Regions from separate parts of the Homo sapiens genome. Here region 1 is linked to region 2. Evidence: chromatin contacts called from ENCODE Hi-C or POLR2A ChIA-PET data. All regions are on one chromosome and are shown on one strand. Each heading gives the region's core, a stretch centred on a gene start or an enhancer-like site at or near the end of the contact. The rest is flanking DNA. Distances are from core to core; before and after follow the strand shown. Region 1 overlaps ATP2B2 (ATPase plasma membrane Ca2+ transporting 2). Region 2 holds the start of BRK1 (BRICK1 subunit of SCAR/WAVE actin nucleating complex).

Region 1 (3,726 bases), core at 695-3,194, 320 kb after region 2:
ACTTCTCCAGTATCTGGGCCACTCCAGACCTCTGAGGCTCCCATTCACCCTCATCTGCCTTACGGGTATTTGTGAAGACTCTGCCCTAAGATACTTCTCAACTTGGGCTGCCTATGTTCTTTTGGGGGACTTGTAAAGGTGGACTTTCAGGCAGGGTGACAGGTGGGCAGGAGGTTTAGCTCATTTACTTACACTCTGGAGAAGGTGGGAGGGGTTGGGAAGTGAGGAGGTAGAGGTGGGTATGGCTGCTCTGAGCCTCCGTACCTCTCCTGGCTGGGTCCTTCAGTTCACTGTTCTCAGAATTGAGCCCTGGAGCCTTTTTAAAAGACTCTGGGACTTCAAGCACTATGAATTTAAAAAAGAAATAAAAAAGATATTATAAAAGAAAAAACTACAGCTTAAAGAAATTATCAAGAAGAGAAGCAAAGGCCTGTGTTGAGTTTTGGCTGTCCAGTGGCATTCTGCTTTCCTTTAGGGGATTTGGTCTCCCCAACTGGGAAGAGTCTTGGTGACGATCAGTCAAAGTGTCCCCACCTTCCTGGCCTAAGCGTGGGCATGTGATCAAGCTAGGCCAATCACCTCCCAGGGATGCTGTCTCCTGGGACGTAGAATCAGTGATTTGCTGGTGCCAGCTCACACTTGCTTGTGAGAGCTGATGGCTAAAATTTCAGGTATTTTGTGAGCTGGTTGTTAATTATAGCCATCATTAGAAATCAATTATATAAACCTACAATTATATAAATTATATTTTAAAAGGCAACAAATACCCCAAACTTATCACCTCCTAATTATTTTACTACATTTCACTATTATCTATTCTCTCTAGTAGACAGTCTATTGTATCTGCATGGTAGAAATACCGTATAATGGTGTGCGGCTGCGCCTCTCGTCCCAACTCTGTGTTTAATGATGTCACGTGGGTAACGTGGTGGTATTTACACCAAGGAAATCAGCACCCACTGCAAAAGAGGATTCCCTCGCAACTAGAGAGCTGGGGTTAACATTCACCAGCACAGGCTGCTTTGGAATCCTGAGCTATACAAGGACCAAAAGAAGCTTTTGTAGTGGATTTTTCCCAACCTGCAGTTCCCCAAAGGGACATTTACTTAGTGAGTCGTGCCACTGATCCCTGCATGTCCCCGTTTCCTTCTGGAAAATTGAGCTGGGTTTTCCAGCCTTTGCTCCAACTTGGAGAGCCCACTCCTAAGCTGCCCTCTTGCCTCCACTATGCTGCCCAGTCAGCTTCTGTTGTTTACGACCGACGTGCCTTAGTGGAGCGACATCGGCACACAGGCAGAAACAGGCTGAGGAAAGAACCATCACCCCAGTCTCACCCTTCAGCCACAACATGGGGTACATTCTAGATGTTTCCTGCCAGCCCCTTTCCCCTTGCATCTGTCTTCGTGGAGGTGTTGCCATTGTCAGGACATACGATGCTAAACCCACTTTTTCAACATCACATTATTTCTTGAGCCTCATCCACGTGGCTTTGCATTCTCTGTAACAATCTTTTTCCATAATGTCCCAAAGGCACGTGGAGAAGCTAAAAGGTACTTAGTTACTTTCCTAATGTGGGGCACTTAGGAATTACTTGTCTTCTTTTCCCCTTTAGTGTCACATAGAGACGTGGTTGAAAAATCTGGGACTGTGGATTGGGAGACCTGAGTTCTCATTTAGTTTTGTGCCAGATGGCTGTGTGAGGCTGCGCAAGATGCCTCCCTCTCTGGGCCTCAGCTTCTTAACCTATATAATGATGATGATGATAATGATAATAGTAATAGTAATAATAATAATGATGATGGTCTCCACTTCCAGGGGTTTCCTGGGCAGTGCTAAGTGTGTTGACTCACATCAGCTCATTTATTACTTCTCACAGCCCAGGAATAAGAATGATTTCACAGACTGAGTAAACAGATTCTGAGAGGTGATGTCATTTCCTCAGCACAACATAGCTAGTGGGTGGCAAAGCTGGGGTTCAGACCCAGGATGTCTGCCTCTTAACTCTCTCACCACACTGCCACTTCCTAACGCCCACTTCTTAACGCCCACTGAGCATCGGGCTTGGGGGACAGACACATCAGTACAGCAGTGAGCGTGTCCCTCATTACAGTCCGCTTGCTGTCCTGTTCATGTCCCCACTTTACAGAAGCGAAAGCTTCAGTTCTGAGGACTGAAGTGGTTTTCCCATGTCAGAGTGTTCTGGGCTGAATCATGCTCCCCCAAATCCATATGTTGAAGTCCTAACCCTCAGTACCTTAAAATTGTGGTGGTATTTGGAGATAGAGTCATTGTAGAGATAGGGACACTGCAGATACTAAATTAAGATGAGGCCATTAGGGTGGGCCTAATCCATGCTATGATTGACACCCGTATACAAAGAGGAAATTTGGGCAGAGAGACAGATATGCATAGTGGGAAGATAATGTGAACAGACACTGGGAGAAGATGGCCATCTACAAGCCTCCAGAACTGTGAGAGAATGAATTTCTGTCATTTAAGCCACTCAGTCTGTGGTCTTTGGATGGCGTGGCTGAGCTGAGGCTCTGCAGGGAGCCAGGAGGTTGCAGGGGAGAGCAGGGAGGGGGGTGGCGGGTGTCTCTGCCCCCTGGCCCATACCCACTGTGTGCTGGGCAAGTCCCTTCTCTCCTGGGTCTCAGTCTCCCCATGTGCACCCTGGGATTACTGAATCAGATGGTCCTTGAAGGCCCTTCCAGACCTGTTGTCTCATGGGTCCATGAGTCTCTCAGGCTCCTATTCCAGCTGCTCTGACCCCACTGAGCTGGGGTGTGCTGAAGGGGGAGGCCCCAGGGAACACTCCATTCTGCTGTTCTTTCCAGCAGAGCTTTCCCAAGGGCTCACCCAACAGCCTGCCCTCCTCAGTGTGGGCCGTTTCTCCTTCGTCCTACTTCCTGGCGACTGCTCTGTCCAACTGCCTGCCAATCCAGTGTCAGATACTCTCATCACACTGTACCTGCATGTGACACTCTCCTCCGACCTCTGACATCTTCTTTGCCTGCTGCCTGCTCTCTCCCTTTGGGGTGGAGGCTAGGGCAGGTGGGTCCTAGGGAGCCATCGGCTGAGGCACTAATTTCCACTGACTATAAATAACTCTGGGTCTGAAACCACAGCAGGGGCCTGGATTGCACCAGGAGGAGTAAGATAATCGTTGTGGGGTGAGGAGGGCCTGTATAAATAACTTACCCGCCCTGTCTGGGCCTCTCGGATGACAGGCAGGCCTGGAGGCAGAGGATCTCTCCAGCTGAACTCGAGGCGTTTGTGGGACCCAGGCTGGGTGGATGACTCAGGTCCTACTAGCATTCGAGACGGCCCGCCTGCAGTTATACAGCAACATTTCTCACCCCTTAGGCCCGTGTGACAGATGAGGAAACTGAGACCCAGGGAGGAGAAGTAATTGGAAACTGGGGTCTAGGCCCCTGGGCTTCTGGGAGCTAGAGAACTGTTGCCAGGGATGCCCAAATTCTGGTCCCCCGCTAAACCCGACCTTTGGGAGCCAGCGTGGGAGGGCCCTGAAGCTGCTTGGTAGAAAAGGACTGCTGGGCCAAGGCCTGGGGCAAAGGGCCAAGGGCCAAGGGCACTGCCCTGGCCTGGGCACTGATGGGCCAAGGTTTTGAGGTCACGAATTTTCAAGTGAAGAGAGGCCTGGAGTCTGGCTGTGAGTCAGCCACCCTTTGACCCATCTGATGTCTACAGAATGGGGGCATCAAG
Region 2 (3,878 bases), core at 1,009-3,508:
ACTGGTAGTAATCTGACTCTTCAGCCACTTTTTTTTTTTTTTTTTTTGAGACAGGGTCTCACTCTGTCACCCAGGCTTGAGTGCAAGAGTGCAATCACTGCTCACTACAGCCTTGACCTCCCTCGGCTCAGGTGATCCTCCCACTTCAGCCTCCCAAGTAGCTGGGATTACAGGCACATGCCACCATGCCTAATTTTTCTATTTTTTGCAGAGACAGGGTTTCACTGTGTTGGCCAGGCTGGTCTCGAACTCCTGGCCCCAAGCAATACGCCCGCCTTAGGCTCCCAAAGTGCTGGGATTAACAGATGTGAGCCACACACCCAGCCACTGAGCCACATTTTTTCTTTTTAATAAAAAGCATTTACTGGCCGGGCACAGTGGCTCACACCTGTAATCCCAACACTTTGGGAGGCTGAGGCAGGTAGATCATCTGAGGTCAGGAGTTTGAGACCAGCCTGACCAACATGGTGAAACCCCATCTCTGGTAAAAAAAAAAAAAAATTAGCTGTGTGTGGTGGTGTGCGCCTGTAGTCCCAGCTACCTGAGAAGCTGAGGCAGAATTGCTTGAACCCGGGAGGCAGAGGTTGCAGTGAGCCGAGATCGAGCCACTGCACTCCAGCCAGAGCAACAGAACAAGACTGTCTCAAAAAAAAGAGCATTTACTGCATGCCAGATTGTAAGTATTCCCTGAAATGAGAATAAAGTTGTTCATATTCCACTACCTTAGCAAAGCAGATAGTGACTTTTTTTGTAGATCCTTCTTGTCCTCAAACATACATTTTTCCATAGTTGCAATTAAAGAAAAATGTGGGCCAGGCAGGGTGGCTCATGTCTGTAATCCCAGCACTTTGGGAGGCCGAGGTGGGCAGATCACTTGAGGTCAGGAGTTGGAGACCAGCCTGACCAACATGCTGAAACCCCGTCTCTACTAAAAAATACAAAAAATAGCCAGGTGTGGTAGCGGGCACCTGTAATCCCAGCTACTTGGGAGGCTGAGGCAGGAGAATCACTTGAACCCGGGAGGCAGAGGTCACAGTGAGCCAAGATCGTGCCATTGCACTCCAGTCTGGGCATTAACAGAGAAACTCTGTCTTAAAAAAAAAAAGTAAGAAAAGGAAGGAAGGAAGGGAGGGAGGGAGGGTATTTTGTTTTTCCCCTCAATTTATTGTATGTGTTTTCATGTTGCTTGTGTTCATAATTAGCATTTAAATGACTGCATAATAGGCCGGGCATGGTGGCTCATGCGTATAATCCCAGCACTTTGGGAGGCCGAGGTGGGTAGATCACCTGTCAGTTCGAGACCAGCCTGGCCAACATGGTGAAACCCCGTGTCTACAAAAAATACACAAATTAGCCAGGCGTGGTGACGTGAGCCTGTAGTCCCAACTACACCAGAGGCTGAGGCTGGAGGATAGCTTGAGCCCAGGAGTTCAAGCCCAGGAGTTCGAGGCTGCAGTGAGCCATGATCATGCCATTGCATTCCAGCCTGGGCGACAGTAAGACCTTGTCTCAGGCTGGGCGAGGTGGCTCACACCTGTAATCCCAGCACTTTGGGAGGCCGAGGCGGGCGGATTGCCTGAAGTCAGGAGTTCGAGACCAGTCTGGCCAACATGGTGAAACACCATCTCAACTAAAAATACAAAAAAATTAGCCGGGCGTGGTGGTGTGCGCCTGTAATTCCAGCTACTCGGGAGGTTGAGGCAGGAGAATAGCTTGAACCTGGGAGGCGGAGGTTGCAGTGAGCCGAGATCACACCACTGCACTCCAGCCTGGGCGACAGAGCAAGACTCCGTCTCAAAAAAACAAAAAACAAGAAAAAACCTTGTCTCAAAAAACAACACAAAAACACAAATTTCCTTCTGAAAGGGACTGTTCCAGTTTGCAGTGTGCCCAGCTATTTATGACCATATTATTTTTTAGACTCCGTCTAAAAAAAAAAAAGACTTGTATTTAATGTGATTTAATCGACTGTGCCCATCTCACTGCGGACACTGAGTGCGCAACCTGAGCCTGGAGCAGTTGAGGGAGACGGCAAGACCCCACGCGCCGTGTAACGACCATAACGCGCGTGCACTACAACCTCGCCGCCGGCGTCCAGGCTTCTGTGTTCTATAGCGTGGGAGTAGAGAGCAAACGCCGGCGAGGACGTGACGTTGCACAGGCCTATCATAGTGCCCGAGAATTCGTGGGTGCTCAAGAGGATGGGTGTGGCCTGGCAGCGCAGGCGCACTAGAGGCCTGTAGGGTCGGGGCGCCTGCGCAGTCGCTCTTCCTCAGGCGGCGGCCATGGCGGGACAGGAGGATCCGGTGCAGCGGGAGATTCACCAGGACTGGGCTAACCGGGAGTACATTGAGATAATCACCAGCAGCATCAAGAAAATCGCAGACTTTCTCAACTCGTTCGGTCAGCGGGCCAGCAAGGGGAGGCGGGGAGGAGGGAGGCCGCTGAGGTGGTTGGGCTGGGGCGCCGGGGAGATGCTTTGAGAGGACTCCCGCAGCCTTCGGCTGTTGCGGGTTTTCACTTCCTCCTTCAGGTCCCACCTTCTCCCTCCCGCCCTGACCCTCAGGCTCCCGTAGACAGTCTCTGTAGGGTTATCCTGCCCTACGCTGAGCTCATGGCTTCCTGCCATCCCTCTGGATCCATTCTACAAGTCCTTCTCCTAGACGCGTCAGGCAGCCCCATCCTCGCTCCGTGGTTCTTCTCCTAAGTGGTCTCCCTGCCTCCTTTGTACTCTGCATCCATTCCGGTCCCCACTTTGCACTCAAAGTGAGCATCCGGGACCGTGTCACTCCTCTGTTTCAAGACTGTTGACCGTTCCCCATCTTCAGGATCTGGTCGATACCCTCTAGCGTCGTGCCTTTTAGTTGGACCCGTTGTCAACCACTCCCGTCTTGTCCATTCCTTCCTGTTTCCTGTGTCTGCTGCGGTGAGAGTGGTGGGAGATGAGGTCAGAGGGATGCCAGGATCTTGTAGGACCTTGGAAGTCCTCTCTGTATTGCTAGTATATATAGCTTATGGTAGGTGTTCTGTCTGCTTCTAGCCCATTCCTCAGAGCTAACACAGGTCGGGTGCCTTCAGCAGAAAGATATCTTTACCAGAATCTTTCCTAGGCATGGCCTGCTTGTGACAGCCTTAAATTCTTCCTTATGAACAGCAAGCAAAGCAATCGAGATTCCTACCCCTTCTTCTCCAAGTGTTTAACAGAACTTGGCACTGGTTAGACTTTCTTGTGTAATTACAGGATATAGGGACTAGTGTACTTTGGAAAGATTTTTAAATGAATGATTCTCTAACTAAAGGACTGATGGCCTTAGGAGTACAAAGGTGACAGAGCAAGAGATTGTCAGAAAGCATCAGCGAGAGATGCTAGAGCTCCATATGAGGCCCTCTCTTAAGGCATAGTGGGAGACACAGAATAAGAACCACTTCCTACATTCAAAGAAGTTCTAATCTTGAAGATGAAATAATGACAACTTCAGGACAAAGAAGAGCATCATTTTTGTATTAAAGTATTTTCATACAGGGTGTTTAGGACTATAATCGTGGCTGAGTTCAATGGCTTATGTCTGTAATCCCAGCACTTTGGGAGGCCAAGGTGGGAGGATTGCTTGAGCCCAGGAGTTCAAGACCAGCCTGAGCAACATGACCAGATCCTATCTCTACAAAACAACGACAACAAAAAAATTAGTTGGGCATGGTCATGCACACCTGTTGTCCCAGCTACTCGGGAGGCTGAGACAGGAGGATCACTTGAGCCCTGAAGGCAGTGAGCCATGTTCATGCCACTGCACTCCAGCCTAGGCGACTGACTGAAAATTGAAAAGCCTAAGCTTAGGATTTGCAAAGGAGAAATGTCCCTTTTCTTGCTTTATAGGCAA

Evidence for each region. Hi-C counts contacts between places; a loop is a spot of excess contacts on that map. ChIA-PET counts read pairs that join two places held with the same protein, here RNA polymerase II (POLR2A). Pooled maps may share reads with other maps.
Region 1: a map of CD8-positive, alpha-beta T cell shows a loop between it and region 2 (7-fold over the local background). The contact joins the enhancer-like site here to the promoter of BRK1 in region 2. A Hi-C loop is called at or near these places in 1 of 168 maps with a recorded cell type or tissue (CD8-positive, alpha-beta T cell) and 4 of 50 pooled maps. POLR2A ChIA-PET finds 5 or more read pairs at or near these places in 1 of 52 experiments (CD8-positive, alpha-beta T cell).

The regions. Positions count from the first base shown.
Region 1 is chr3:10,435,492-10,439,217 of GRCh38, forward strand. The region is part of intron 2 of ATP2B2 (ATPase plasma membrane Ca2+ transporting 2); the gene reads right to left. Among named protein-coding and RNA genes, the nearest start is that of MIR885, 43 kb to the left of the region's middle. Within about 2 kb of position 1,945, at least 6 of the 41 ENCODE cell types and tissues checked have a DNase peak (open chromatin) inside an H3K27ac peak, as active enhancers do; they include CD8-positive, alpha-beta T cell, where a contact is called at or near this core.
Region 2 is chr3:10,113,417-10,117,294 of GRCh38, forward strand. It overlaps BRK1 (BRICK1 subunit of SCAR/WAVE actin nucleating complex), which reads left to right and starts at 2,259. Exons shown (of 3, transcript NM_018462.5): 1 at 2,259-2,403. The coding sequence starts at 2,286. RefSeq lists enhancers at 2,067-2,356, 2,807-2,856.